Regions from separate parts of the Mus musculus genome. Here all the other regions are linked to region 4. The links are chromatin loops, found by intact Hi-C in ENCODE. Cell type or tissue: left cerebral cortex. All regions are shown on one strand. Each heading gives the region's core, and the rest is flanking DNA. Links, peaks and the distances in the headings are about the cores only.

Region 1 (4,958 bases), core at 418-4,417, 57 kb after region 4:
CGGTGATGTCCTAGGAGGCTGGCTAGAGGCCCAGGGTTCCTCTGGGCCTGACCAGGAGAAACACTACTGCTTGGAGAGCCAACTAAGAATGACTCAGACTCAAGGGGGAGTGTCTTGTGGTGACAGGTCAGCAGAGGTGGCTGGAGCAGAGGGCTTTGGGTTATTTGGCTAGAGCCTTATGTTCATCTACTTTCTGAGCTTGAGTCCTGGGTCTTCCTGTCTCTTTTGGGGCTTCTGGATTATTCTTTTAATAAAGTTCTTAGCTTGTGGGTGGGAAGATATATGGGTCCCTACACTGTTATTCTTCATAGTCTGGACTTATGATTTTCTCAATGATAGACCTACAACAGGAACTGCCTGAGTGCTATGGTCAGGAAAAGGCACAAGTTTAGCTAAGGATAAGCACTCTGGTCTCTCCAGAAGCATGCCATTAGTAGTAGATTCTGTGTGCTACTAGGAAACAGTGCTCAGATGTACCACTCATTTTTGAAAGCACACTGTAAGGCAATACCCAACTTTACAGTTTATCCCCAGAATATTTACAGCTAAAAATACACTCTCTGCCAGATGGCAGGCAATTTTGACTCTTAGAGATGGAAAGCCAAGAAAGGGGGAGGTTGAGATTGGACTCAGGATCTGGTCAACTCTGCAAGGGCACATGAGAAGGGACAGTGCTGGTACCATTGGAGAACAGGAATTCTGATATGGGAGCTGGGAGGTTTATGTCCAGAGAGAGTGTCATCTCTAGGATGCCTTTGAGATATGTTTGGGGAAGAAAGTGGGATAGGGCAGTGGAATTAAAGCATCACGGAAGTTCAGAATTATGTACTACTCAGGGAAATGTGAAAGAGGCACAGTATGTGCTGTTTGCAAGGGACATACTTGGATGCTGGTTGTAGTCAATGTGTGCAAGTGCTGCATCCTTTCAAGAGCCTTCTATGGAGACAGACGGGATGGGAACAGACAACTGGCAAAGATGGAGAAACAAACCACAGAGAACCAGTTAGGCCCAGAGAGGGAGAGGGAACCAATGAAAACTAAAGTAGAGGTTAGAGGTCTTAGAAGTTTTTAGTAGGTAGATCTGACTTCAAAACCAAGCATGTGTATTCTAAGCAGACTTAGATGGCAAAACAGTCCTGAGTGCTGCCTGCATGTTCATGTGGAGGCATGTCTACACAAGGTCTCCTACAAGAGTACCTAGAGAAAGCTGCTGGTATGGGAAGGGGACAGAGATGTGATCGGTCACCTACCCGCTGGGCTTGGCCCCTCAGCTGACTCCTTAGTGTAGGTGTGGAGGACTCTTTTGTAGCAGGGCTTTTCTTCACCAAGTCTGGCCACAGCTCTCAACAAGATGGTCTCCCTTGATATTTAGAGAGGCCAGCAGACTGGCGTCATGTCACTGCCTGTCAGCCTTCCCTCTGAACCTTCCTTAGAATCATGTGCTCAGCCCACAGCTCTGCAGCTACTCTTGCCCTCCTGAGCCATTCTCAGCTGGGTGCTCAGGTTCCCCTTGGGTTCCTGCCCACATTTAGGGATGTTATCCATCATAGCCAGCCAGCCTAGCCAGTGGCTCTTACATGGATTGCTGCTCCTCCTCCATACTCAGAACTTCTTTGGCCACTTATTGTTGGCTTTGTTCCCATTGTGCAGAGGTGACAGAGACCCATATCTCTACTGAGTCTGTAGCTGGGTCATCCTAGCCTGTCCTATGTTAAAAGGACACTGTGTAAGCCCTGATCACTCTCTTGTTCGCTATATACCTATGAAATACTTCCTATCTTCTGGGCCTGCTTGTGTGCTCTGCTGCTCCCTCTCCTTCTGTGTGATAGGATCTTACTATGTAGCCTAGACCTCCAAATTGCCCTGCCTCAGACACCTGAGTATTGGGATTAAGGCATGTGCTATTAAGCTTGATTGGAACAGATTATAAAAAAGGTCCACTTATTTTTATTTTATGTGTATAGGTATTTTATGTATGTCTGTACCACACACATGGAGTTCCAGCAGAGGCCAGAAGAAGAGGTAGGATCTCTTGGTACTGGAGTTACAGACTGTTGTGATCTAGCATATGGGTGCTGGGGACCAAACCTGGGGGCTCTGCAACAGCAGCAAGTGCTTTTAACTGAGGCTCCATCTCTCCAGCACCTGGGGCAGATTCTTAATAGGACTATTGCTTGTGACCTGTGGGGGTTCAGCTGTGCCCCCTGCATGCTTGGTAACTTGTTCTCATATGTGCAATGCTGCTCCATATGGTTATGGAAGACAAGCTATTAAGGTGATATCTTTGAATTAAAGCTATATAAACAGCCATGGTGGTACACACATCCTGGGTTACACAGCAAGATCCTGTTTCAAATAACAAACAACAAGGAGGGTGATGTGGAGTATGAACTCAAGCAGAAGGAGGACAATGAAGAAAAGAAGACAGACAGTTATAGTGGGTAAGGGTAAAATATTCACTGAACCTACTGAGTGTGCTATAGTTAAGGAGATATGAGATACAATGCTATTATAAGGCTGATTACCTATTAAATAAGAATCCAGTGTAGAGTATCTAAGGCTGTGGGGACTCTGCTCCATCCCTGAATGTTGAGTTATAGTCTTTAAGGCTCACTGTCCTGCTCTTGCACGTAGAACACTCCTCAGATAGCCCCTAGCTTTTAGGAACACACTTGTTCCCAGTGTGTGCCCCTGGTGTCATTAATAAACTTGGTTCACTTGGGTTTGCCGGTTACTAACACTGGCGAGTAACTGGGGAGCCTTTGCATCTGACCTCATCATTTTCCCCTGTGTGAGTTTTTTCAGTTGCCTGAACCTTTCCCAGTTCTACACTGAATAGACCACTTGTTTTTCTGTGAAATGAATCCAACAGGGACTCAGGGCAGCTCCAGCTTGTGTGGCCCAGCGCCCTCTAGTGCTCACTTCACCCACCACCACTGGCCTCTGACTTCCAAACACCTTGCATCTGAATAACCCACATCTCTACGCTGCCATTGGGAGATGAATGTGGGCTTTTAGTATTGACTAGTGACACCCAGGAGCCCCATCCTGGAGTGCCACAACCTGTGTAAGTAGTAGAATTTGGGCAACTACCTACATGTTTACTTAAGTGAAGGTTACAGGAAAAGAACAACTGGTGTTAATGATAAGAGCTGATGAAAGCACCGACAAGGGTAAACATCTAAACTCCACCAAATGTGCCCTGGAATTAAATGGCTCCCAAAAGCTCAATTGTGACGAAATAAAAATAGTGTCAAATGCTAAAAACCATGGTATCAAAATTTATGTGTGTAATCCAAAGCAATGGAAGAGTTTTAAAATTTTAAAATTGCATCTGAATAATCAGACCTTGTGACCAAGAGCTCCTCTGAGGGAAGAGTGGAGTGGGGTGAGATGGTGGTCTGGCTGCATCTGTTGAGGGAAGAGTGGAGTGGGGTGAGATGGTGGTATGGCTGCATCTGCTGAATTCCTTGGCATGGCTTTCAACACTGAGCAGCACTACGGCCATGAGTGTGCAGCTCCATCTGCTGTGCCCTTTGCACATGTCCACCTGCCCTGTGGGCTATGGTTGGTTCAAGGTTCACACTGAGGTATCATAAACACAGAAGGTTATTTACATTTCACTTTTATCCAACATCTTAGCATTTAGTCATCAGGTATTTATTATATGACAGAGAACATTTGTGTCATAAATATTGGCTTTATAACATTTTATAAATTTCTGGGAGGCACAGAAATGGCTCAGTGATAAGAGTGCTTACTAGCTGGGTATAGTGTGGCCCATGCCTTTAATCCTAGCACTAGGAAAGAAGAGGCAGGCATATCTCTGTGAGTTCCAGGCCAGCCTGGTATACATAGTGAGTTTCAGGATAGCCAGGGCTATGGGAGAGACTCCGTCTAAAAACAAAAACAAAAACAAAAACAAAAATAAAATAAAAAACCAACTAAGCAACCAATCAAACAAACCAATACCCCGCCCCTCAACTATACCAAATAACTAGAAAAAGAATGCTTTTAGCTCAATCATGAGGGGCAGAGCTCAGATGCCAGCATCCATGTTAGGCTGTTCATAAATGTGTATAACTCCACCTCTAAGGGACCCGATGCCCTCTTCTAGACTTGTCAGAGTCCTATTCTTTACACGTACAGATACTCATACAGATACTCATATAAATGAAGTAAACGAATGTAAATATTTTTAAAGGAGAAGAGTATGTGGTATGATCAAAATATATTGCATGAAGTTCACAAAGATTTTATTACAGTATTTTTACAATCAAATTGTGAATGAAAACAACTTAGAACAGGTATGTTACTACAAGATTTCTGAACACTCATCACATATTTCTGGGATCAAGTACATTCCTGGGGGACAACCATGCCTGGGTCATATACACTTCCTGGGACAGCAGAAATGAGGCTTATCCCTGCTCAGCAGCCCAAGCATCATTTCCTGAGGACTGGGAAGATGCAATTCTAGCAACAGCATCCACAGAGGTCACATACCACTGGAGTAGTCCAGTGGGCAGCCTGCCTGCACCTTAGCCTAGCTGCAGAGTGGAAAGTTACTTCTTTCTGCTGTTAATGTCTTCTACAGAACCAGACAAGTTCTCTGACAAACTACAGGCAAATAGAAAGTAAAGAAGTAGAGTGAGCACCACAACCCCCTTCTTAGTTCCTGTGGTGTTGAACTCTGAGAGATGCAAGGACTAGGATTGAGGCACATGCCACTTACCTATGAGTGCCAAATGCCTCCCATAGGAAGGGCCCACTCTCCAACAGAGCAACAGGTCTCATCTGCAACTTGACTTCAGGGCAGAACACAGCTCTGCAGAGATCTGTCCATGATACACAACACCACATAGTAGCTGGCACAAACCCTAAGTGACCAAACTATGCCACTGGAGACTCACAGCACAAGGAAGAAATGGAGATACCCTGAAGTATTGGCTCTCTAT
Region 2 (4,958 bases), core at 500-4,499, 540 kb before region 4:
ATAAAATTTCTTTTCTTACCTAGATTCTTTCACTAAACCCATAGCTGGTTTCCCTGTGCCTAGTTTTACTTCCTTTAAATCTGCCTTTCACAGTCTACCTACCTATCTGCTTAATCTTACATGGCCTTGCAAAAAATAAGGGAAAAGGTATTCATCACAAAACACATTTATGGTCCCTTCTGCGTTGCCTCGATGTGTGGTCTATTTTCTTCCTTTGCTACTCCTACCCTAAGACCTGACAGTCTTCAAAGCTAATAAAACCCCAGTACTTATAGTATGCCTCGGAACACTTAAACTATACATCCTACAATCACAATGTCTAGTCAATTCTTCCCTTTTCTAAAACTGGCCTCATTCCTTGCATTCTTAACTCATTTTCAGATTTATTTTTATTTTCTCCAACAATCCTATTCTCTGAAAACCAAAAATCATGCTTTATTCAAATTGCCTGTAGGATGTGATGGTTCATGCTGTAATACCAGTCCTGGGTGGGGGGGGAGGACACGACTTAGAGAAGGACTCCTGTGAGATCGGAGGCTAGCCTGGGCTAAATACTGAATTCAATGCCATTGGATACATAGTTGAAACCTTGTCACAAAAACCAGAGCAACCAACCATCCATCCAACCACAGCCTACCAAACCCATCAAGCCCAAACAAAGCCTGCCTATGAACCCCCAAACTCCTGAGAACCAGGTTTTTCTCAGTTTGTTCCTCCTCCTGGAACAATTCCTTGCATACATTAATTGTTCAGTAAATGCTAAACTTTTGTTCACAAGTGGAAATCAAGAAATATTAAGCTGTAACCTTAGTTGTGCTGAGATTTTTGTATATTATGACTTTAGATACTTCCTGTAATTACTGTAAACATCTATAAATAATCCCAAAGGCTCCACATATAAAAGTTTTACATAAGAATTAAAAAAAGATTTAATAATAAGCGTATTCTGCTGATACTAAAAAGAAAACAATGACACGGGAAGAAAGCTGACAAAGTTCAATGGAAGAAAGGTCATACACTATTATCTTATTTGATTTCAAAGTGATGGATGTACACCCGGGATGACAATGTACCACTAAATACAGCAACAGTCCATTTCAACACATTTCAAAATCTGACTTAGAGATCTTCGCATGGACACAATTCAATACTCCCAAGACTGGGTTTCACTATGCAGCCTTGACTGTTCAGAGATCCACTTGCCTCTGCCACGGGAATGCTGGGGTTAGAGGCGTGTGCCACCACTGCCCAGCCACAATTCAAAACATCGTGCCGATTTTATAATATCGGGATTTGGTGAAAGTGGTGAGAGTGAGTCAAACAAGTGTTATCACTTCGTCCAATAATAAAGAAGAACGTGTATCAACCCCTTACAGCGAACTTCTCAGAACTGTAGGGTATGTAAACTAGCTTGAAATGGCTTGGGGGAATTAAGAAACAAAGAGTAACGCCATTGACGTCACCAGTGCTGGCCTCTTTCCGACCAGAGGAAAGGGAAGAGAGAGGGTAGGTGTCAATTTTAGGACTGGCCAAACTTGTGAGTTCCAGGCTCCCAGGAGCCCCGCTTAAGTACGCCTGCGCCAAGCAGGCCAGTTTCCCAGGAGACCCTCCTCGGATTCACCTCGGTCGCTGTCCCACCTTTTCCAAGTAGGTGAGAGGCGACCATGTGGTGCGGCCCGGCCCAAGGAAGGCTAGCCCACTTCCGCACTTACTTGGTATTCGATCTCCAACGATGCCTTCAGGGGCATGGGCTGGTAGAAACACTCCTTCCGGCCGGCCGGCAGCGTGAAGGTAAAATCACTGTCCAAAGAGGGTGTGAAGCCGGCCGCCCCGCGCAGCAACGCTGCGGGCAGAGCGGACAGGAGCAGCACGGGGAATGGCAGCCACATCCTGCCGCCCATCCCTGTCGATCTCTGCCTGGACGCGTGTAGGGAGGTGCGGGATACTGGTGTCTCCGATTTGAAATCCCGATCTGAGGGAACTTCAGGCAGCGGCGAGCCTCACTCTCTTGGAAGGTGGAAGCACTGCCTTCCACTGGGCCGGGCGAGGGCGGGGCCAGCGTCCCCTTTCGGCTGCCTTCTGGGTTTCGCATCCTTCCTTCACACCAGACTTGTCGGTTTCGGCTTCCCTCACACACGCCAATCAACGTTGGCGGGGGTAACGACGGGAAATGTAGTCCGAGGTGACCACGGCACGCCGCTCATCCGCGCTTCCAGACTCATTTCCCGGCATGCCCTGCGCCCCGCTCCCGTTCGCAGAGCCCCGCGTGGTGGGCGGGGTCGGGGCCCGGGAGGCGGGTCCCAACGGCTGCCGCGGCGGTTCGAACTCGGCGCCTCGGAGGTTCGCTGGTTCTCCTCATCGAGAGTCAGAGGCTTCCATGTCGTGGGCTGCGAGAGTGTCCCAGGCTTCCGAGCGCAGAGGAGGCTCGCGGTGCGCCGTGGTCTGGGGACGCTAACCCCGCCTGCGATCTGGGTGGTGAGCAAACGCCTCCTGGCTGGAAAAGGGCTTTCCCGAGGGGTTTGTTTTCTCTTGGGACAGTCGACCTGCGCCTGGCCTGCTTGTGAGGCGTTTTCTTTTATTTGAGGCAGAATCGGAAAGGAGGCTGCCAGACTTTGCTCTACTCCCTACAGGCAGATGGAGGACCTCTTTCTTGAAATAAAATACTGTATAAAACCATGTACTCTTTCTCAAGCGGAAAGTCCTGTCACAGGATTTTATAGAGTGTAAAGTGCTTGTCCTTCGCTCGATGAGTGTGCGTGTGTGAGAACTCATTTTTCACTAGACTTGAAGATACGGTTGTCAGGGCCGCCCTATAGGTAAGATGATAAGCCTTTCTACGTACACATACTACAGGTAAACGTAGGAAAATGAGGATGTTTAAATACCAGACGTATCCAATTCTGAACGGCTAGAAAATTCTTACGTGAAAATGCACAAGTTGCTGAACGTAAAAGCCTGACTTAAATGGTGTCCTACAGTACTGATCAGCATTTTCTAGTCTCAAGTTTCTTCTTTTCTCTCCTCCATTATTCTGTACGAAGCTAGAGATGTTGCATAGATGTGAAGTAGCATGGATTCCTGAGCCACTGACTGGGGAAGTCTTCCAGCTTATGCAGAAGCAAATTTGTTAAAAAGAAAACCAGAAACAGGGTAGAAAAGGGTAGAAACATTTACATCTACAAAATATCTCGTTTAATTTTAGGCCTCAACTTTTTCCAATAAGGTGCGAGGTGTTTTTTTGTTTTTGTTTTTTTTTCCAATCCACCCTACTCCTGAGAAATTTTGCGTGGGAAATTAATGTACCAGGACCGTTTTTACCTGAGTGAGGGAGGGAGAAGGCAGTTTATTCATTTATCCGTTCAAAATAATTGAGTTTTCCTAAGTGCATTACACTCTTGAACATAATAGGTGGGAATTAATAATATCTGTAACCCAAATTTTAAGAAAGGCAATGAAAGAGGTGCTACAGTGAAAAAAAAATTAAATGGAATATGAGAGAGAAGTGAAATTGTAAGATTATGCAGAAAGTTCTATAGTAGGAGTGGAAATTCTAAAACTTTTTAGTTTTTATTTTAGTAATTACAATAATAAAGCATCCTTTACTGTGATTTCAAGAATATTAATTTTACTCTGTGTCTGTGGGTGTTTGGGATCCTCTGAAACTCGAGTTACAGACCATTGTAAGCTACCATGTGGGGGCTGAGAATATCAGTGGCAACCCTTTGAAAGAGCAATGCCTTTAAACCCAGAGCCATCTCTCCAGCCCATCATGATCTTTCTTTTTTTTTTCTTTTTTTTTTTTTTAAGATTTATTTATTATTTATTATATGTAAGTACACTGTAGCTGTCTTCTGACATTCCAGAAGAGGGAGTCAGATCTCGTTACGGATGGTTGTGAGCCACCATGTGGTTGCTGTGATTTGAACTCTGGACCTTTGGAAGAGCAGTCAGGTGCTCTTACCTGCTGAGCCATCTCACCAGCCCCATGATCTTTCTTTTATGGCCAAGAAACTTAGTTTCATGCTCACAGGTTGGTGCAGCAAACAGTTCACTGCATGTAGTTCTATGAGTTGAACTGCTAACTGTCATTTTTGTTTTGTTTTGTATTTTTTTGAGACCATGTCATACTATACAGGCCAGGTTGGCTTTGCGCTCACAGAGACCCACTTGCCTCTACTTCCCAAGTGCTAGGATTAAAGGAATGGTAACCATATCCACTCTCTACATGTCATTTTGATCTGTGATTATGACTCGCGAGTGTTGTTAAATTTTACAACCACTGTGAATGGGAGGAGATAACTTACCTGGTAATAATAGCTTTTAAGAATTTATGGAAGATTTTTGTTTTGTTTTGTTTTGTTTTGTTCTTTTTTGAGACAGGGTTTCTCTGTATACCCCTGGCTGTCCTGGAACTCACTCTGTAGACCAGGCTGGCCTCGAACTCAGAAATCCACTTGCCTCTGCCTCCTGAGTGCTGGGATTAAAGGCATGGGCCACCACGCCCGACAGAAGATTGTTGTAACATCAGATATCCAGGGCTTCTAAAGTTAAGTTTTAACATCTCATATTGAAGTTAATTAGAAAACTATACCTTGATTCAAATCTCAGATTGATCCTCTAAAATTGTGTGACTTTGAGCAAATTCATCTTCTACGAAAAAATTGCATCCATTCATTTGTGTGTGTCTGTGTGTGATGAGTGTCATGACTGTGGAAGGCAATGGACAACCTGTGGGAGCCTCTCCTCTACCCTGATCTGTTGGTCCTGAGGAGCACCCTCGGTTCTCAGTCTTGGTGCCAAGCACAGGTTTTTCAATTTTATTGCTGTGAGATTATTTTAATTTATACCATAAAATCTTCAGGCTAACTCCAAGAAGTTTCTTTCTATTTTTTGTTAAGGAAATGGAATTTATCTCATCAGACTACTGTACTAAAGACAACGACAATGAGGAGGAAAGT
Region 3 (4,958 bases), core at 553-4,552, 230 kb before region 4:
AGCTCTGAAGTATGTATATGCTGGCTCTCATTACATTTGTAGATCTACTCACTTTAAAACAAAAACAGGCTACAGACCTAGAAAACTTATCCAAAGCCCAGAACAGAGAGGTAGCAGTAACACTTCTAGTTTGCTTTTGGTTGTTGTGATAACCGTAACCAAGAGCAACCTGGAGGGTTTGCTCTATTTGGTTTACAAAGTCTCCGTCAGTCGAGCAGAAGCAAGAGCCAGGAATCACGGAAGAACACTGCTTTCTTATAGGACCATCTGCCCACTGGGCTGGGCACTTCCACAAATTAACCATCAATTAAGAAAATGCTCCACAGACATGTCCACAAGCCAATCTGATAGACAAGTCCTCAACAGAGGCTCCCTCTTCCCGGGTGTCTAGTTTGTGTCAAGTTGACAAGAACTAACTAGCACCCCAGCTGGACACAAGGGCCTAGTCGTCCAGGCCTCCTTGAATAGTTCAGCTTTAGGTCACTTTCTAAGAACTAGAGAAGAATTATCAGTTGGGGGCACAAGACCCACGTTATTGTGAAGGCATCAACACCCATCCTCCTGTACTGGGCCCGAGCTGCTGACATAAGCAGAAGAGTGCAGATCAGAGCAGAGCAAGCTGCTTCCAGGAGGCTAGGCCACTCCAGGGATTACCCCGGCATCCCTGGAGCCCTAATTTGGCCTTACCACTGCACCTTCACATGCCCCAGCACTTCTCGCTTTGTCTGTGTGTCTGGTAATGATCATTAATTCCTTTGAAACTCCACCCACTGCACCCCACCCCCGACCCTCCCTACCCAAGGAAAAGCCAGGATGCAACCACAGAGCCGGTACCTAGAAGCAAACAGTAAAGAGAGAGGAAGCCACAGCATCACACAATGAAGCTTTATTCGTTCTCAACGACTAGAGAAAAGCAAGCTCGCTGACGCCTCACTTGAGAATGCTGTCATCTTGAGCTGAAAAGTGAGAAGAGACCATGTCAAACATTATACAGACTTGGGCCACCTTACGGGGACTTGGGCTTTAAACAATCAAGAATCTAATTCCAAGAGAACCCTAACTTCATTACTAAAACCATCCTTTGCATCCCCAACTGCCTTCTCCATCTGACTGGAATCCACAGGAAGTCAACACAGAGGGGTCAGAGAGCCTGCTCAGCAGTAACCTCTCGAAAGGCAATTTGCAGATGCTACCCAAGAGAAGGGGCAGTATGCCTCTCACACTCCACTGGGCTCCACGGAGGACAGCACTGGACAAAACAGTCATGGGATGAGAGGCAGCCCCTGGTCCACTAAGCAGCAGCTACTTCCAGAAAACTCGGGGGTGTTGGGAGAGGCTAAAAGCCATACCTTCCGCCAGTTCTCTCTCAATCCGTTTCAACTCATCTAGTCTCTTCTTTTCCTCCGCTGCTATTCTCCTCTCCTCCTCTGCCCGGGGTTTTAGGTAACCTGGGGGGGAGTGGAAGCAATTAACTTCTCTGAAAATGCTGCTTCGTGAAAAAGCCGACTCCAAAATCTCCAGATAGCTGTTCCCACCTGCCCCCCTCTAGGGCCTGGCATCATCTCCCTCCCAAGGAACTGCAGGCTCGAGCAGTGTCACACAGCCTTTCACCCGGAATCCCGTTCTCCCGGTCCCCAAACTCACTGTAGCGCTTGGCGCCGTATGCCATGCCGATGATCAGAGCGGAGTACCGGCCGAACTGCAGAAGAAAACATTATAGTAGAAGGCACACCGAGGGAACAAGGGGATCGCAGGGGTCGGACATCGAGGAGTACTGGGAGAGGGAGTACGGGGCGGGTGTGTGTGCAAGGGTTGCAGGGCCGGGATTGCTCGAGACCACAGCCAGCAGTCCCAAGGGTGGGCAATGCTAAGTCACGGGAGGGGAGGGGAAAGGGGGCATAGAGGAGCTTTGAGCACCGCGCAACAACGGGGATGAGGATTCACCTTGATGAGTGGAGAGACCTGAACCGGGGGCACCATTTTGTCCGTGACCTTCGCGCCGGAAGCTCAACTGAGGCGGAAGACAGAGAATGAAAGCCGCCTCCTGAAGCCAGAAAGGCGCATGCGCCGCAGTGAAAGCGCTGCCCCCTAGCGACTGGAGGATAGCCGAGCGTTCCCACGGGGCTGGTTACTACTCTCCAGGTAGGAAGTCTAGGCTGTTAGTGTAAGCTGGCTTCAAAAGGGTGGTGACACAGAGCCTCGTTACTTCAGCACCGGCGTGTAATGACTGACCAGCCCTGGAATCTGTCGCCCACCTGTTGTGGACTGGAGCACGCAAACAATCCCTTTATCTCTTGGAACAGACGAGCACACCTGGCCGACTCCAGCGGCCCATTGGGTGCGGTGGGTTTGGGCATGAGATTACAGAACTTGTATTGGCCCTTCCTGAGAGGTCAGCAACCTTCCAGGGCTTTCCTGCAATTTCCGGCATTGGACACATATGTCCTCCGACCAGTGTTTTCTCGCCCAGAGCTCCTAATTTCCATTGGGCTTTACAGGTAATGTTCATCCAAATGAGGCTAACCCCTGCATCTCCCTGCCCACACTCTCAGGACTACAGATCCTGAGTCCTATTGACCTCCTTTTCAGGCCTCATAGAGACTGACCATGGAGCACCCAGATTGCCAAACTTACCTTTCTGCAGTCCATGTCCCCAGAGTGGGTACCTCTCTAGCAGCCATGTCGGTCTAGACCAACCCTTTGTGATCCCTTTGGCAAACACTTATCTCCAAAAGTATTTACATTATGACCCATAACAGTAGCAAGATTACAGTTATAAAGTAGCAATGAAAATAATGTTATGTATGGGGAGGGTCACATAAGGAGCTGTATTAAAGGGTCACAGCATTAGGAAAGTTGAGCATCATTGGCCTGGGATGGGGCAAGATGGAGACAAGGTGATTATCAGCTGTGTCTATTGGCAAGCATCTTTGTGTACATCTGTCATAGTATAGATTGTAGCCACCCACTGAATGGCTGGCTTTACCCCAATGCCCCATAGTGACTTGAAATCTTCCTAAGGCTGTTGATTGAACCAGCCTCCTCAGTTTTGCATTGCACCAGGGCTTGGAAAGGTACACAGTCTGTAGGGATGGGGTATCTTTTCCTGACTCTTTATAGTCCATACTTATAAAGAGAACATAATTATGAATATAAAGTGGATAAAATGCAGCAATGAAAACTGCAGGACTCATAATAGGTACCCAGCTCTCCGGGGCCATCAGAAGAGGAACCATTGCCCTAGGCTCTGGAACTTTGCCTACATTTGATCTGGAGTCAAAGCCCTAGTTCTTCTCTGTTAGAATCCTAGAAATGTTCCTAAACTGAGACGAGAATTACCCAGGCCATGTGCCACAGGTGCTCCACATACTCTTACCTTGCCTTTGAGACGTTCCTCACTCCCATCCCTACCTGAGCCACAGTGAGATTCCTGCCCTCCTGCCAACTCACTGCTCCCCAAGGAAGCTGCAAAGGCATGCTAACCTACAAGGCACCAAGTAAACTTCCTCACCCCTCATGGTCATCTACACATTGAGCCCCCTCCCTTCCCTGATCTTGAGCAACTGGTTAGATAACTTATGTGATCAAACAGGTTTCCCTCATTAAATCTTAAAATAAACCTGACTCCTTAGCAGCTCAAGCTTCCAGAACTGCAAGTGTCTTTGGGGGTCCAAGGGGAGTGTGGATTGAGGGGTGGGTACCAAGGGGAGTGTGGATTGAGGGGTGGGTACCAAGGGGAGTATGGATTGAGGGGTGGGTACACAGAAGCTACATGGCGTAGAGGCAGAAGAGGCTTACAATACACACATTGGCACAAGCATACACACGGATGGCTTGACATCTGCTGTTGCTTGGGGTCATTTGTCAGGCAGTGGAAGTGGTTAAGGTTCCACATAGCTCAGGACACCAGTAGGAGGATTCTGCACCTGTTGGGGACAGCTGTGTGCAGAATCTAAATATTCCCAGTGTGCTGCTATCTTTAGTGCTGTGCCCAGGCTCAGCCAAGATCCTCCCTTGGGTCTTGCCCTCTCAAATTCAGAGCTTACCACCCCTGTAGCTGGGCTGAGCCCAACTGAGGCCCTTTACTCTCAACTATCATTCCCACACCTGGACAAACACCCACCTCTGGTAATGTGGAAGATGTCACAGTTTAGAAATGTACCAGGGTAGGAGTTACCCAGCTATCAGATGCACAATCCATTCCCACTTGTCCCATCTGTGGCTGCTGAGGTCCTACTTCCTGCTCCTCTTATTTATGCTCTAAACTATGGGACTGTGGGGGCTCTCATCTGCTCACTTCATTGTATTCTCTGAACATTTTCATCCCACACAGCCTGCAGGCTCACTCCCATATCTCCTGCCCTTATTCTCACCCCAGAAATCCCGTGTCTGGCATCAGTGACAGAATGCAAGTCATATTGCTTCCCTGAACTCTGCCTATCAGATGAGTAATGGGAAACCTGAGGGCCGTGTCAAGACTGACCCCCTTGCAGGCAGTCTAACCTTCTCTAAGGCTCTTCTGCCTCAGAAATGTTCTTGCCCATGACCCAGCTACAGAAGGGCCAGAAGTGGCATCAGAATGCCACTAGGTCTGCCAGTTAATAAGGAAGTAAAAAGTGCCATGAACACTTTATACACACAGAACAAATCATAAATTCTTTACCAGGCTATGGTGGCACAATCCTAGCACTAGAGAGGAAGAGGCAGGCAAATCTCTTGAGTTTGAGGCCAGCTTGGTCTACAAAGTGAGTTCCAGGTGAGCCAGGGGATACACAGAAAAGCCCTGTCTCAAAAACAAAACAAAACCTGACAAAGCATACATTCTTGGGCCAGGACCATTTATCTGCTGGTTTTGAAAAGATAGCACTCTATCCTCAGCACCTCTGGTTTCTACTGCCCTAGCAGAGCCCAGTTGCCTAGGATGAATGAGATGCCCAGCCTTGGCCAGTAATGTGGCA
Region 4 (4,958 bases), core at 402-4,401:
TTCTCTCCTTCTACCATGTAGATTCCAGAGATTGAACTCACGTCACTAGGCTTGGCAGCAGGTGTTCATGTCTGCTCCCTCGCAAGATCCACCTGCTTTTTGAGACAAGGTCTTTCTTTTAGTAAACCCAGAGCTCTGAGATTCTGCTAGACTAGCTAGCCAGCAAGTCCCCAGAGAGCCTCGTGTTTCCCTCTCCCCAGGGCTGGGGTTACTAGTGTTGCTACCACGTCCAGCCTTTCCACTAGGGTTCAAATTCAGGTCACTTGACTAACTCAGCCACGTTCTTGGCCTCAAATTTTTAAAATTTACTTTCAGAAGGTTATCACGGTGGCCCCTTCAAATGCTATTTCTGCTCTACTCCCCTTCTTATTTTCAGCTGCAAATTCAATTATACTGTTAGACCTTGTCTCATGTCTGTCCTGTGGTTTCTGTTATTTTTTTTTTTCTGTCACTGTGGATTGTCCCCCAAATCTATCTTCCAGTTCCTTATTTCTGTCTTCAGATAAGTCTAATTTGTAGCTAATCTAATCCATTAAGGTTCTGCCATCTTTATGATTTACATACCATAAAACATTCCAATATAAATTATAGTTTTTACATTTTCTTTAACATTTTTTAAAAAAGATTTATTTATTGTTCTAAGTACACTGTAGCTGTCTTCAGACACACCAGAAGAGGGCGTCAGATCTCATTACTGATGGTTGTGAGCCACCATGTGGTTGCTGGGATTTGAACTCAGGACCTCTGGAAGAGCAGTCAGTGCCCTTAACCGCCGAGCCATCTCATCAGCCCTTCTTTAACATTTTTATGATTTTACTTTTGAAGATTTTCAAGAACTTGAAAATGTCTCAATGGTTAAGAGAACCTGCTGTTGTTACAAAGACCCAGATTCAGGTCATAGACAGTGGCTCACAACCGCTTGTAACTCTAGTTCCAGGGGATCTGATACCCTCTTCTAGTCTTCATGAGCACCAGGCAGGCACATGATACACATATATACATTCAGGCATTCACAAATACACATAAAATAGAATATAGGCAGCTAGGTATGGTGGCACATGCCTTTAATTCCAGCACCTAGCAGTGGCGAGAGCTCTGAGTGTGAAGTCAGCCTGGTCTACAGATTGAGTTCTAGGACAGCCAGAGTTACACAGATAAACCTTGTCTAAAAATCCATAATAATAATAATAATAATAATAATAATAATGACAATGGGACTAGACATGGTAGCCCATGCCTTTAGTTTCAGCGCTCAGGAGGCAGAGACAGGAAGATGTCTGTGAGTTTCAGGCTAGACTGGTCTATACAGCAAGTCCCAAGTGAATGAGGACAACATATTGAGACTCTGCCTACATTAGTCTTCATACAGAACAGAGCACCCAACCAGGTAGTATCTAGTTGCTGTCTATGGACACCAAACTTTGTATTTCAGTCACTACAGAAGCATCACATGGGCTCCTGACTTTCTGATCCTTGCACGAGGTTGTGGCATAGTTTTCATTTCTCCACCTAAAAACCTTCCTTTTACCAGCTTTCCTGAGGACCTCAGGAACTATGAACACTAGAGAAGGGTTTCTTCCTTGGTGTCAGGAGAGATTTGCATGAGAAAGGTGCTTTTCATGGGTTGTGAAACTCGATTGTTTGGAACTGCAGAGGTTAAAGGCTTGTGCTACCAAAAGTGACAGCTAATTCTGTTCCATCGTTGCTAATATCCTGCTCATTGTGTGTGCACAATTCAAATCTTAAAGATTTGCACTACTGACCCTGCCTTTCACAGATGTTCAGGACTGATATTTTGGTTGCCCACTACAAGGAGTCACTTGGATTTCGGAACGTCTCATCCGTCCAGAATGAGAGCAGTCCCATTTCGGAAAAGCTCTGCCAAAGCACCTTGACTTTCTCCCCCAAATCTAATCCTTGGAGCAGTCCCACAGCGCCATCTTCTGATACATTTCTCCACTTTCACCCCACGACACTCAGTAGTGCCTGATTTGTTTTTCAGAGCACCTACAGGCCTCCAGCGAGACCGAGACAGCCGCAAGAATAATGGCCGCTCTGAGACACCCAAGCACTGCTAATGTTGGTTCCATTTTTGGAGCGCCTGGGACGCAGCGGAACTCGCCAGCACGGGGCGGCGCGTGACTGGGTTCCTTTTTGTCCCGGCCTGGCGAGAGGTCACGTGGGGCGTTACGCAGAGGCGGAACACTGCGACCGCCGCCTAAAAAGCTTGCTGTTTAGGGGCACCTGGATATCCCAACCATGCGACCCCCGCGTCCCTCCTCAGCTATGCTGACGTTTTTTGCTGCGTTCTTGGCCGCGCCCTTGGCGCTGGCTGAGTCACCGTACCTGGTGCGTGTGGACGCAGCCCGCCCGCTGAGGCCTCTGTTGCCCTTCTGGAGGAGCACCGGCTTCTGGTGAGGCCCACCACTTATCAAGTCCAGGAGCGCCCCTTGCTCTATCCTCTGGGTTCCCCCCATTACAGCTTTGGGCTCTCTGCCCATCACTCCTGGACACTCAGAAGCGAAGAGCAAACCCCTTTAGGGCCCACCTTCTCAAGCTAGTCAGTTTCTGGATTGTGGCGTGGGTTTTCTAGCTTAGTGGGTCCCTCAAATGCCAGAGCCTCTCCCTAAGTGGCCCCCAGGAATCAGGAGCGCAGTACTCAGGCTATAGGTTCATGATTGGTGCTTTGGCAGAGCCTAGGAGTCTCCCAAAGTATCAAGACCTGTCCCGGTTTATGAGTGTGCCCCAAGTTTTTCTAGAAATACTCAAATCCATTTTTTATGGCAGGCAGATGCTCTATTTAGAATACGGTTCTGTGTCCTGTGGGAGCTCCCCTCACCCTGCCCCCAAGCAAGACTGTAGAACATTCTGGTGAATGGGCTATTTTATCGTACACTCTGGAGACACATAATTCATCCACAAGGGTCTAGGCAGTTAGGTAATACATGTACAAAATCGGGTATGCTGCAGGCCCCTGTTTAGGACAAACACTTCACTTCTTTGTCCTGTCCCTAGCCCCCCACTGCCTCACGACCAGGCTGACCAGTACGACCTTAGTTGGGACCAGCAACTGAACCTTGCCTACATAGGTGCCGTACCTCACAGTGGCATTGAGCAGGTCCGGATACACTGGCTGCTGGATCTCATCACAGCCAGGTGGGTGATGCGGAAGTGGGTACCCTGGGAGTTGCTGGTCAGAGCTTGTTTTACAGAGATGCTGAGGTGGTGGATCTGACCTTGTCGGGGCCAGCTGTGGGACACAGTGCTGGGCTGTGGGGGTCGCGGGGGTGGGGGGGGTCATGGTAGGGCATAGGGCTGGGGCTGTGCTTCCTGTTAGAGCATCCTGTTGGGCAGAAGAGGAGAATGTCTGCTTGGCTATGCCAAAGGCAGACCCTGGATGGAGCACAGGTGGTTTCCTCCTGATGTTTTGTTTTTTGTTTTTTTTTAGAAGTACTGAATGGGGTTAGGGTCTACTGTGTCTGGCTTTGTACCATACATATACCACATTGTGGTTACCAGTATAAGCTGTATAGAGACATTGTGCCCCAAGGTCAGGTTGAGGTTATATAAGTCACATTGCCTTAGAAAGTGACACTGGACTGTGGCTCTGGAGCAGGTGGCTGCCTTTGCAAGGGTCCAGTCAAGATGAGCACCTGGCATGAGGAGGCCTTTCAGAAATTCAGACCCTTGAGGCTTGGCCATATATCCAGCTCATATCTGGTACCTGGTGGTACAGGGAATGGGAAAGTGTCCTTTTGGCATCTTGGAGGTCATATAATTTGCAGGATTCTGTTTCAGATAAGATGACAACATAGTATATCAAACTGGGCACTGTGTGGGCTGAGGGATCATGTGTGTGGGTACAGCTACCCTGGTTGAACAGGCACCAGGGGGCAGCAGTGGACTCAGAGGTAGAGAGTCTAGATCACTGAACCCTTGGTTTGGAATCCTTGAATGTATTAAGGGTGCTGCACTTTCCTTTCCTTAGTTGGAGTTCCCTGGCTTCTCCAGGGCAAAGGTGGTCCAAGGGTATATCTCTAATGACTTTATCATTCACACCACTCCTACAGAGCACTGGCTTGTGAACACAGGTGTGGGCTCTTGAGGGCCCTGCTAGAGGGCAGAGTCAGCAGCCAGCAGCTCCTCACGGCGGGCACATGCAGCCTCCACAGCACTGTGCACACTGGGGAATAGCAGCTCATTTTCAGCTCCCTGTTCTTCCCCAAGGAAGCCCCCTTTTCTCAACGTGTCTCTCACCGAGGGACTGCAGCAAGCCAGAAGCAGGGTGATGTCCAAGGCCCTGTAGTCTCTGCGGAGGTCTTTCAATGTGGCCATGCCAGCCACATCCAGGAACAGCAGTGGTGCACAGTCAATGACCACTGTGTGGAAACCAAATGCCAGGGGTACCACCAGCCCAGCCCCACTGCTCACTGAACCCAGATCCTTGCCATCGACAAGACTCCTGTTACTGACACCTACCTCCGGGCCCTGATCCTTCCTGGTGGCTGAGTGCCCTGCATCCAACCCTGTGAGTCTGTAGAGAGACCGAAGGAAGAAGTCCTTGTTGGCGTAGTAAAGTGGACCTGTGAAACGGAACACTCGCACCTCAGGTGGGGGCAGGAGGCCCTCAAATTCAGCAGCATCCTCATAGAAGGTGGAGTCTCCAATTCGGGCAAGAAGGGCAGCCCGTGGACGCTGTGTACGGCCTGCCAGGCTAAGCAGGGAGAAGAACACTCCAGCTAATAGTCCAGCCTCGGTGCTGACTAGCACACAGGTAGCTGCAGTAGCCACCCAGACCAGTGCATCGGCAGGGCTTAGCCGCCAAAGTTGTGGGAGATCCTTCACCTTGCGCAGCGCCCCCCGCAGGCTGACAACAATGATACAAGCTAGCACACATCGCTGCAGATCATGAAACAGTGGAGCCAGCACCAGCAGCACCAGCAACACCACAGCGGCAC
Region 5 (4,958 bases), core at 572-4,571, 1.4 Mb after region 4:
AATAACCCAAAAGGCTGAACCTGTCTTCCTGAGATATTCCTGGGATAGCTGACAATCTGTCGAATTGGCGACCTAATGCTAGCAGCTCTAGCAGACTAAGTGCTAACAACTTGGCAACAAAGCATCAAGAAGTCTGGGTGGCAGGGAAATGGGCTTTCCCCCTTTATAAGCACAGACTCTTAGTAAACATTGGGCCATGATCAGAAATTTGTCTTGGTCTCGTTTCTTCTTTCGTTTCCTCCCTTACAGCTCCAACCTCCCACTCAGGAACCCAGTTTGTGTGGCTGCGACGGGTACACAATGAACTCCGGGATCAGGAGAGGTCATGAAGTGAGCACAAGGGGGCCATGTAAAGGTCAGGGGTCATGTGAACTCTCCATACCTTGCAGTCCCTCCTGCTGTGATCCCAGGGCTCAGTCATTACATTAGACCCCAGTCACAGCCCCGCATCACAGGCCTGTGTTCCCCTCCATGTCCCCCTTCTCCCCAATATCCCCTCTACACACCTCTGGCCCTTACCTGACCCCATGATGTACCGGGAGCCCCAGCCTTGCTGGTCTTGCTGCCCAGAGTCGGTATTCACAGAGGACCTGGAGGGAGGCAGGTAGGTAGCGCATGAGGGGAGGGGAGGACACAGGGAGCACCCCTGTCACAGCGTCCAAGGATATGTGCAGAGGACATGCGGGGAGGAACTGCGGAGAGCACCACCTGCCACCTGTTGCAGCATCTACAGTCACGCGAGAGGATACGCAAGGAGGACATGTAGGGAGGACATACGGAGAGTACCCAAGGACATGTGAAGAGAACATGTGGGGAGCACTACATGCTGCATCACCCACAGACTCCCTGAGAGGGCAGGTGGTAAAAACACGAGGGGAGGACATGCGGGGAACATCACCCGCGAACCTGAGGAGCGGGATCTCTGCCAGCGCCAGCTGCATCCGGGCCTCCCTCGTGCGTGCGTTACAACGGAAGATATGCAGAACTAGGGTGAATCTGTCGAACACACGCAAACCCCAAGCGGACTCCAGCTCCTTCTGAGGAGATGGGGGCCACGCAGGGATCAGTCAGGGGTCACATGGTGTCATGGGTCATGTGAGGATCAGGGGGGACACAAGGGAACCTTGGTCGGTGGCGCCATCCTCTCCACGTTCAGGAACACGGACGTGATGTCCTGGCATCCCTTGATCTTTTCTGGAGCACAGGGAGTGGCCCGTCATGGGGTTAGGAGGAGGACGGGAGGCAGTCTGACCCATCCTACACCAGCGCAGGTGAGGCGCATGCCCAGCGGCCAAAGGTGAGGTACCGCTCACCTGTCACGTCCTGAAAGTTGCCCTTGCCGAACACCAGCCTGCTGCCAGGCGCTGCGCTGGGCACCACCAGGGTACTCGCGACCGACCATCCTGGAAGTGCGCGCACCAGGGCGGCCGCCTCTGCCACCTGCCACTCCGCTGTGAGGACACAAGGGTCCATCCAGTCAAGGGCCGAGCGGGAAGACCTCGGACCACGGCGGTGGACAGGGTTAGCTCTGGGATGAAACCGCGCCCGCGCAGAGTCCGCATCCCCCGCCCACACCATGTCCCCACCCTGCAGCTCACATCACAACCCTAAGAAGCTCGCCAGGCCATGATCCAAAGCTCTACCAGGGAAAGGCAGAACCTCTAGGACTCGCCCCCAGCGCCCAATGTTCCCCCCCCCCAGACTCCGCCTACAAATTTAGGATAGTCCCGCCCCAAGGTCCCACCCGGAGCACGCGCAGCCTCACCCATCGGGCAGGCCCAGGTACCATCACATGCTCAGCCAGATCACGCCCCCAGCACGCAAGCTCGCCAGACTCCGACTCCACCAGGAGAGCAGCCACGAACCCAGCACATCCCAGACTATCCACACTCTCTACCGTACGCCCGATGTCCATCATAGTACCCTGCCCCCAGTGCTCCTCCCTCGGCTTCTCCTTCCTTTCTCGTGACTCCGCCCCTTCCAGAACTAGGCGTCACCGCCGCCCCAATTCCCCGTGGCCTTCCTGTATAGCACTAGTAAGTTTCGGCCTTCAGGTCCTCGCCCCTTCCGGCTTCCCTGCTCAATCCCCACTCTCGCCCTACCCGATACCTGTGCTTCGAGGCTTTTTTCCGGCCGGGCGTTTGACGTCAGGATGCAGGACGCAAACGCGCTGTGTATCCAAGGGCAGGAGGGGTGGGGCGCGGAGCAGCTCATCCTCCTCTTCCTCTTCGTCCTCACGGGGGTCCTCCTCGCCCCCACCACGGACGGGACCGCCCCCCGCCCACGCGCTCCCCCAGACCCGGCTCCCGGCGTGGACAGTGCGGACGGGACTTGGCAGGGTCACCGCGGGGCTCCGAACGAGTTGTACGCGGCGCACACGCGGGAGCCAGAACCCCGGGAGCACGGCGGCGCGCAGAAAAAGCATGGCGCGTGCGCGCGCAGCGAGAGACTGCGGGGGCGGGGGAGGGAGAGCAGGGAGGGACGGGAAGAACAACAGGGCGCATGTGCGTGCCGCGAAGGGTGGCTCTGGGAGGATCGAGAGCAGATCGCTTACCCGCAGCGAAAAACTTGGATAGGGGCGGGGTCAGGGAGAAAGGACAGCAAGGCGCATGCGGCGAGGGGCGGGGCCGAAAGGACAATGCCTCTAAAACAAAACAAATAAAAATAAGCCTAGTGGTGGAAGATCTGAATAGAGTTAGTGTAGGCACAGCAATTTCAAAAGGAACAACACAGGACTCAATAGAACTCAGGGTTTGGCCTATGACAACTTTTATGAAGACAATAAAGTTAGGTATAAAGGACATAGGCTATTGAAATAATCTAGCACTGAATGTTAAAATAGAATTCAAATAAGTTATAAAATGTGTTAGCTTTTATGCTTAGTTATAAGAAATTACAAATATTCATGTTTCTGTTGAAACTTACTTGGGCCACAGGAAACTCTCCTCAACACAGAGGAAGATGGAGTCACAGATGGTAGGCTAGAGGATGTTCAGTACCAAGAACTAGAAGGAACTAAATGGAATATATCTGTGACCTGGGATAGCTGCGCGCTCTCTCTCTCTCTCTCTCTCTCTCTCTCTCTCTCTCCTGTGTATCTTTTTTTCAAGTCATTTATATATTTTCTGGAGTGGAGTTGTGGGGACATATTCATATAAAGTAGGAACAAATCAAGCCTTGGGATGTGTGCTGCTGACAATCCATTTAGCTTACTTGCCTGAAGCAGGGAACTAGGGGATACAAAACAAACAAACAAAACAAAACAAAACCCAAGCTGGAGATGTCTCTCAGACTAGTAAAGAGACTGGCTGCTCCACTGAACATAGTCATGATTAAAATAGTTCAAGATGTCACAGCACTGGTTGCTTCTCCAGAGGACTGGGGTTCAGTTCCTAGCACTCACATATTTGGCTCTTCATGAGTATCTTCCTGGATGCAGACAGTAGTGCTGAAATGTCTAATTTGGGTATAGAAGCCAAGAACATCAAGAGATATTTAAAAGTTAATGAATTCTTCCTTTAAATTATCTGCTTTGGGTGACAGAAAGATGGCTCAGGGGTGCGTTTCCAGAGGACACAAGTTTAATTCCCACCACCCACATAAGAGCTCACAACAGTCTTAGGAGGATCAACACCCTCCTGGCCTCTGTAAGCATGCACACAGTGCACAAGCATATAAGGCACAACACTAATATACATGAAATAAACAAATACATTTTAAAATAAAAAAGAGTTTTAAGAAATAAAATAGGACTGGAGAGATGACTCAGTGGTTAAGAGCACTGTCTGCTCTTCCAGAGGTCCTGAGTTCAAATCCCAGCAACCACATGGTGGCTCACAACCATTTGTAATGTGATCTGATGCCCTCTTCTGGTGTGTCTAAAGACAGCGACAAGTGTACTCACATACATAAAATAAATGCATCTTTAAAAGAAGAAGAAGAGGAAGAAGAAGAAGAAGAAGAAGAAGAAGGAGGAGGAGAAGGAGAAGGAGAAGGAGAAGGAGAAGGAGAAGGAGAAGAAGAAGAAGAAGAAGAAGAAGAAGAAGAAGAAGAAGAAGAAGAAGAAGAAGTAGTAGTAGTAGTAGTAGTAGTAGTAGTAAAATGCTTCAGGCCAGTGAGACAATACAACGGTAAGGGCCGAAGAAGAAGAAGTAGTAGTAGTAGTAAAATACTTCAGGCCAGTGAGACAATACAACGGTAAGGGCCCTTGCTGATGACATCGTCTTAAGGGAACATGAAGGCTGGGGGTGGGGGGTGGAGGGGTGGGTCCGGAAGTGAAGCCCATCCTTCAGTCCCAGGCACATTTGCCCCAGTGGATCTCTGGGAAATGTAGTTCTACATCGACACTTCCTCTACTGGGCCACACCGACTCTGCAGCTGTTAGGTCTGCAGTAAGCCCTAGTGAAGCTAGTGACAGATGACGTGATCCTGTAGAGAGCTAAGTCTGTATCCAATCTGGTCTTTGGCAAACTCAAAGAGCGTTTAGGCTCTGCCTGGAGCAGGTGCGGAGCCATTGGAGAGGGGAATTGCGCATGCGCAGAATGGCGGTCCCGGTTTTGGTAAGGATTAAGGTGAGGCGGGCCCTGAGCACTCTTGAGGGATTGTGTCCAACAGCCTGGTAGGAGGTTGGGGCAAGAAGAGGTGGCTGAAGGAGGGAGTGCAGGAGGAGGGTGGGAGAAGGTGACGGTGCCATTACTGATGCTGCACCCTGTCAGGGACAATAAGGCACGCGGATTAGATGATGGAACATCCGAACACAGAACATTCTGGCCTGTGAGAACAGGTGTCAATGCCAGGTAAATGAAGAACTAGTGGGATTCCCCAGACAAGTCTTGTGGGGCGGGAAGGGGTTGCTTTGTATGTTTGTAAACCAGTGAGTCCCGGACGGCATGTATGTGTGCTCTTTTTGTTGGTGAAGACAGTAATCATCAGTCATTCGGGTGCCATAAGGACCCTGT
Region 6 (4,000 bases), core at 1-4,000, 240 kb before region 4:
ACTAGGTGTCCAAATGACATTTCTATTAGGACATCACAGGGAAATAAGATCGTTGGTGGGGAACTGTAGCAACTGCTCACCAGGACAGAAATCACATAGTATCTTCTAGCTTTGCCTCTCAGGGATCAATATTTGGAGGAAGGGAAGGGCTCAGAGCCCCACCATCCTGCTCTTACCATGGGTTTCTCACTCTGTCCTGAGTCCACCTCCTTACCTGTGCTCCCACAACACAAATGAAGAATGAATAATCTCTCATGCTCCTCAGAAAACAGAAGCAACAGGCTGATATTTCTGAAAGAAATTTTACTAAATGCTAAGGGAAACAGACAGAAAGAAAGCCATTGGGATAAAAAATATTTCCAAATAATTATTTGATCCTAAATATCATAATGGAAGGGGTAAAGGGTTCTCTTAGCCTGCATCCTCTTGTTGAAGAAAATGTTGAGGCTTCCCACCTTTCTGCTCACAGGCCACATGTGAATCAAACACTCAGGCCTTAAACCAATGGGTTTTTTTGTTGTTGTTGTTGTTGTTGGGTTGGTTATTTAGTTGGTTTTGGTTTTTGCTTTCTCAAAAGATCTCACATGCCAGGGGTCCTCTTTCCATTGTGAGTCTGAACCTTGGGAAGAGAGAGGCATCAAATTCCCAAGGGCTGTTCTTTGTTCTGGTGTGAGAGCCCTTCCCAAACAGGAAGGGGCCAGTGAGAACAAGGAACAAGGGCTCTGAGACCAACAAGATAGAAGTGGAGAAATAGGTATAACAGACTCTAATGCAAGCAGTATGAGAGGCTTGGATAGGCTCTGATATGGTGCTGTGTAGGCTCATATGTGGATCTCAGAACCCACATGTACTCTGCTCCCCAGGTCTTGGTGCGCTTTCTATTCTCTGTCAGCAAAGCCTATCGAAGAATCACCTACCACAACTGGCGCCACGGCTTCAATGTAGCCCAGACCATGTTTACCCTACTCATGGTACGTATGTAAATTGGATGGGCTAGATGAATCAGAGGGCTGGGGCAAGGACCACAGCTAACTATCTTCTGGCCCAAGGATGCCAATTGTGTGTATCCAGTCCTAGCAATGAGTGGAAGGGACCTGGGTGGGCAAAGGGATGGGTTTGGGACACCCCACATCCCCTTTAACCACTGCCTTCTGGAGCCAGAGAGCTGGGCCAGTGACAGGACTCAGGACTGGATCTATTCCCACAGACAGGCAAACTGAAGAGCTATTACACTGACCTAGAGGCCTTCGCCATGGTTACAGCTGGCTTGTGCCACGACATCGACCACCGTGGCACCAACAACCTGTACCAGATGAAGTAGGCTGTGGGGAGGGCAGGCTTGTGGTGGGCATGGTAAACCATAAATCACGCGTCCTTAGGGTGAGTCTTTGCAGTCTGGCAATCAGTACTGAGATGGACCACCTTGAAGATGCAGTGCCACATGGGTCAGACCTCATCCTACTGCCTTCTAACATTGCTTTTGTTGTGTTCCCCTGTTAAATAAAATAAACAACAGATCGCAGAATCCTCTAGCCAAGTTACATGGCTCCTCAATTCTGGAAAGGCACCACCTGGAATTTGGGAAGTTTCTGTTGGCAGAGGAGGTTTGTTCCTGATTTGGTTATGAGTTGTTTCTCCTCTGGGCTGTGGTAGACAAGCAGGAGGTCCTGGGCAGCATGGATTTATCAGTGTGAGGTGCTAAAGGACAGGCTCACATCTAGAGATGTTCCCACATGGGGCAGAATTGCAGTCATGGAGGCAGTAGCTAGGAATGGCCACTAGAGGGTACAACAGATCATGGAAATGGGCAAAGGTATCTGACCCAGGACACTGACAGAGGGTAGACACCAAGGGAAGGCAGGGATGGCCATAAGACTGATCTTCACATAAGTGAAGGCAAGGTTCGAGTGAGGGGATTAGACAGAGTAGGCCCTGAGAGTCAAAAACAAGAGTACCACAGACAACCTCTGCCACAACCCAACACCAACTTATGGTCCCCACAGAGCCTGAACATCTATCAGAACCTGAACCGGCGGCAGCATGAACATGTGATCCACCTCATGGACATTGCCATCATTGCCACCGACCTGGCCCTCTACTTCAAGTAAGAATGCATCAGAGGCAGGAGGTGTGGGCAGAGCCCTCAGTAGACATAGATAACCATGGCCAGTCTGTCACCTACTCCTCCCCTCCTTCTTGGGGTCAGGAAGAGAACAATGTTCCAGAAGATTGTGGATGAGTCTAAGAACTATGAAGATAAGAAGAGTTGGGTTGAGTACTTATCCTTAGAGACCACACGAAAGGAGATAGTCATGTAAGTAGCAGGTCCACTGCTGGCCAATTAGCCCTGCAGACCTCCCTAATCCCAGGGACCGGAGACGGCACAAGGGTTCATAGGCCTCACCACTGAATCCAGAATCTTCCTTAGCACCCCTGACCACCACTTGCTTCAAGCTCAGCTTTCCTTCTTCACCTACAAGGTGGTGACTTGGGACCAGCACCTTTCCTAGGACTGTCCCAGAGAGCTGCTGAGAAAATGTTTACTCTCTGCTCAGAAGGACAGGTAGTCTGCTGTCTGTCTGTCCACAGGGCCATGATGATGACTGCATGTGACCTGTCTGCTATCACCAAACCCTGGGAAGTCCAGAGCAAGGTCAGGACTGATGACCATCTGGACCCAGAATAGCCCTTCGCAGGCCATCCTGGGTCTGTACCTAGGGAGCTACAGGGAAATGGTGTTGGTTTTTGAAGTCATCCCTGGGTACGGCAGTGAGAGGCGCCATATGAACACTGCCTGTAGGACCTTGAGGGGAGGGCCTACTGCTCCTGAACATGGAGCCCCACTATAACTTTTGTGTGTGCTTAGGTTGCTCTTCTGGTGGCTGCTGAGTTCTGGGAACAGGGGGACTTGGAGAGGACTGTCTTGGATCAACAGCCCATTGTGAGTGTTGCTTCCAGAATATTCTATCTTGGCATATGTATTAGAATGCTTGGTAGCGCTCCAGACCCCAGGAATTTAAGGTCCCGGAGTCTTAGCCTTGATTTGTGTGGCCCTTTGGCATGACTATGGGTAATTTTGCATCTTGCAGAATAGAAATCACAAAAAATTGTTAGATTGGGGTTGTAGCTCAGCAGGAGCACCTAGGGTCTATGTGGCTGCAGAGTACATCCATTAGACAGGCCAGTCCAGGGAGGTCAAGTCAGAGAAGGGCAAGCCTAGGGAAAGGCAGGGAGTAGTGGTGGTAGTCCATGGCAAGATAGACAATGAGGTAGTTACAGCTAGGGTTAGGGCCCACCACTAACACCACAGATGGCATCTACATACATGGGAACTGGGAACTACAAAGGGTTGTTCTGACCACTTATCTTCTAAGCCAGCTCTGGCTAGTGTGAAGAACTGTTTGGAGCAGGCTTTAGGCAAGGCATAGACTAAGCAAGAAATAGGTCTTTGCAGCAAACAAAGTCTCATAGGGAGAGACAGCACCCATGTCATCTGCCTGTGTTTTCTTTACAAGCCCATGATGGACCGGAACAAAGCAGCTGAGCTCCCTAAGCTGCAAGTTGGTTTCATTGACTTCGTATGTACTTTCGTATACAAGGTGCGCAGCAGAGGTATTCCATGTTGGCTGGGGTGGACTGGCTCAGAGTGGGTTGGGAATGGACTGAATCCAGCAGGGATCACACAGGGACATTTGTGTGATCTTCACCCTTATTTGATGGGGGAAACCACAACACCCACCTCAACCTGCCCTGCTAATTGTCCCAAAACTTATGACTGTTCCCTCAGAAGCACTAAGTGTATTTCCTAAAATGTCCTTACTCACCTTGAGGTCTCACCTTAAATATCTCTGCCTCAGAGGGCCTCTTTAACCACAATGGGCACACCATCTTCAGGAAAATGGCTACAACTTGTCTACTAGGTATCTGTGAAGGTGATACCTAGTTTTTTGTTGTTTTTTGTTTTTTGTTTTTTTTTGTTTTTTGTTTTTTTGTTTTCCAG

The links. Hi-C counts contacts between places; a loop is a spot of excess contacts. Peaks named below come from ENCODE experiments on the same cell type or tissue, not always from the same donor. Only the 100,000 strongest peaks of a DNase experiment are listed, where the experiment ranks them.
Region 1: a loop joins it to region 4, with 4 times the contacts of the local background. A loop is called at or near these places in 14 of 42 quality-filtered maps.
Region 2: a loop joins it to region 4, with 2.3 times the contacts of the local background. A loop is called at or near these places in 3 of 42 quality-filtered maps.
Region 3: it touches region 4 in a loop (3-fold over the local background); 23 of 42 quality-filtered maps call a loop at or near these places.
Region 5: it touches region 4 in a loop (3.0-fold over the local background); 2 of 42 quality-filtered maps call a loop at or near these places.
Region 6: a loop joins it to region 4, with 4 times the contacts of the local background. A loop is called at or near these places in 23 of 42 quality-filtered maps.

The regions. Positions count from the first base shown.
Region 1 is chr5:108,724,143-108,729,100 of GRCm38, forward strand. It overlaps a transcript of Rnf212 not described here. Among named protein-coding and RNA genes, the nearest start is that of Fgfrl1, 32 kb to the left of the region's middle. In left cerebral cortex, for the core only: a CTCF peak has its summit at 2,914 (motif pointing left); DNase peaks (open chromatin) are centred at 554 and 2,896.
Region 2 is chr5:108,130,524-108,135,481 of GRCm38, forward strand. Tmed5 (transmembrane p24 trafficking protein 5) reads right to left here and starts at 2,097. Exons shown (of 4, transcript NM_028876.3): 1 at 1,713-2,097. The coding sequence starts at 1,901. It overlaps Ccdc18 (coiled-coil domain containing 18), which reads left to right and starts at 2,391. Exons shown (of 29, transcript NM_028481.1): 1 at 2,391-2,475; 2 at 4,899-4,958. The coding sequence starts at 4,902. In left cerebral cortex, for the core only: a CTCF peak has its summit at 2,057; DNase peaks (open chromatin) are centred at 1,503, 2,135 and 2,711; H3K4me3 peaks cover 1,839 bases; H3K27ac peaks cover 622 bases.
Region 3 is chr5:108,432,382-108,437,339 of GRCm38, forward strand. It overlaps Atp5k (ATP synthase, H+ transporting, mitochondrial F1F0 complex, subunit E), which reads right to left and starts at 2,018. Exons shown (of 4, transcript NM_007507.3): 1 at 1,945-2,018; 2 at 1,645-1,699; 3 at 1,350-1,448; 4 at 865-956. The coding sequence starts at 1,980. The coding sequence ends at 931. Gm34319 (a long non-coding RNA gene) reads left to right here and starts at 2,020. Exons shown (of 3, transcript XR_003955776.1): 1 at 2,020-2,142. In left cerebral cortex, for the core only: a CTCF peak has its summit at 2,094 (motif pointing left); DNase peaks (open chromatin) are centred at 1,600 and 2,065; H3K4me3 peaks cover 1,631 bases; H3K27ac peaks cover 1,022 bases.
Region 4 is chr5:108,667,104-108,672,061 of GRCm38, forward strand. It overlaps Idua (iduronidase, alpha-L), which reads left to right. Exons shown (of 15, transcript NM_008325.4): 2 at 2,003-2,414; 3 at 3,016-3,156. The coding sequence starts at 2,260. Slc26a1 (solute carrier family 26 (sulfate transporter), member 1) reads right to left here. Exons shown (of 3, transcript NM_174870.4): 3 at 2,775-4,958. The coding sequence ends at 4,114. Among named protein-coding and RNA genes, the nearest start is that of Slc26a1, 5.8 kb to the right of the region's middle. In left cerebral cortex, for the core only: CTCF peaks have their summits at 660 (motif pointing right), 1,955 (motif pointing left) and 3,875 (motif pointing right); DNase peaks (open chromatin) are centred at 2,084, 2,753 and 3,886; H3K4me3 peaks cover 1,738 bases; H3K27ac peaks cover 2,214 bases.
Region 5 is chr5:110,105,747-110,110,704 of GRCm38, forward strand. Gtpbp6 (GTP binding protein 6 (putative)) reads right to left here and starts at 2,451. Exons shown (of 10, transcript NM_145147.5): 1 at 2,110-2,451; 2 at 1,314-1,451; 3 at 1,124-1,194; 4 at 907-1,037; 5 at 520-590. The coding sequence starts at 2,425. Zfp605 (zinc finger protein 605) reads left to right here and starts at 4,346. Exons shown (of 5, transcript NM_001163996.1): 1 at 4,346-4,571. It overlaps Plcxd1 (phosphatidylinositol-specific phospholipase C, X domain containing 1), which reads left to right. Exons shown (of 8, transcript NM_207279.2): 8 at 1-207. In left cerebral cortex, for the core only: CTCF peaks have their summits at 2,701 and 3,787; DNase peaks (open chromatin) are centred at 955, 1,303, 2,086, 2,516 and 1 more place; H3K4me3 peaks cover 2,624 bases; H3K27ac peaks cover 2,423 bases.
Region 6 is chr5:108,425,591-108,429,590 of GRCm38, forward strand. Pde6b (phosphodiesterase 6B, cGMP, rod receptor, beta polypeptide) reads left to right here. Exons shown (of 22, transcript NM_008806.2): 13 at 864-971; 14 at 1,208-1,317; 15 at 1,517-1,604; 16 at 2,004-2,104; 17 at 2,207-2,314; 18 at 2,590-2,653; 19 at 2,867-2,941; 20 at 3,516-3,599. It overlaps Gm34204 (a long non-coding RNA gene), which reads right to left and starts at 3,626. Exons shown (of 3, transcript XR_880561.2): 1 at 1,238-3,626. In left cerebral cortex, for the core only: a CTCF peak has its summit at 1,776 (motif pointing right); a DNase peak (open chromatin) is centred at 1,780.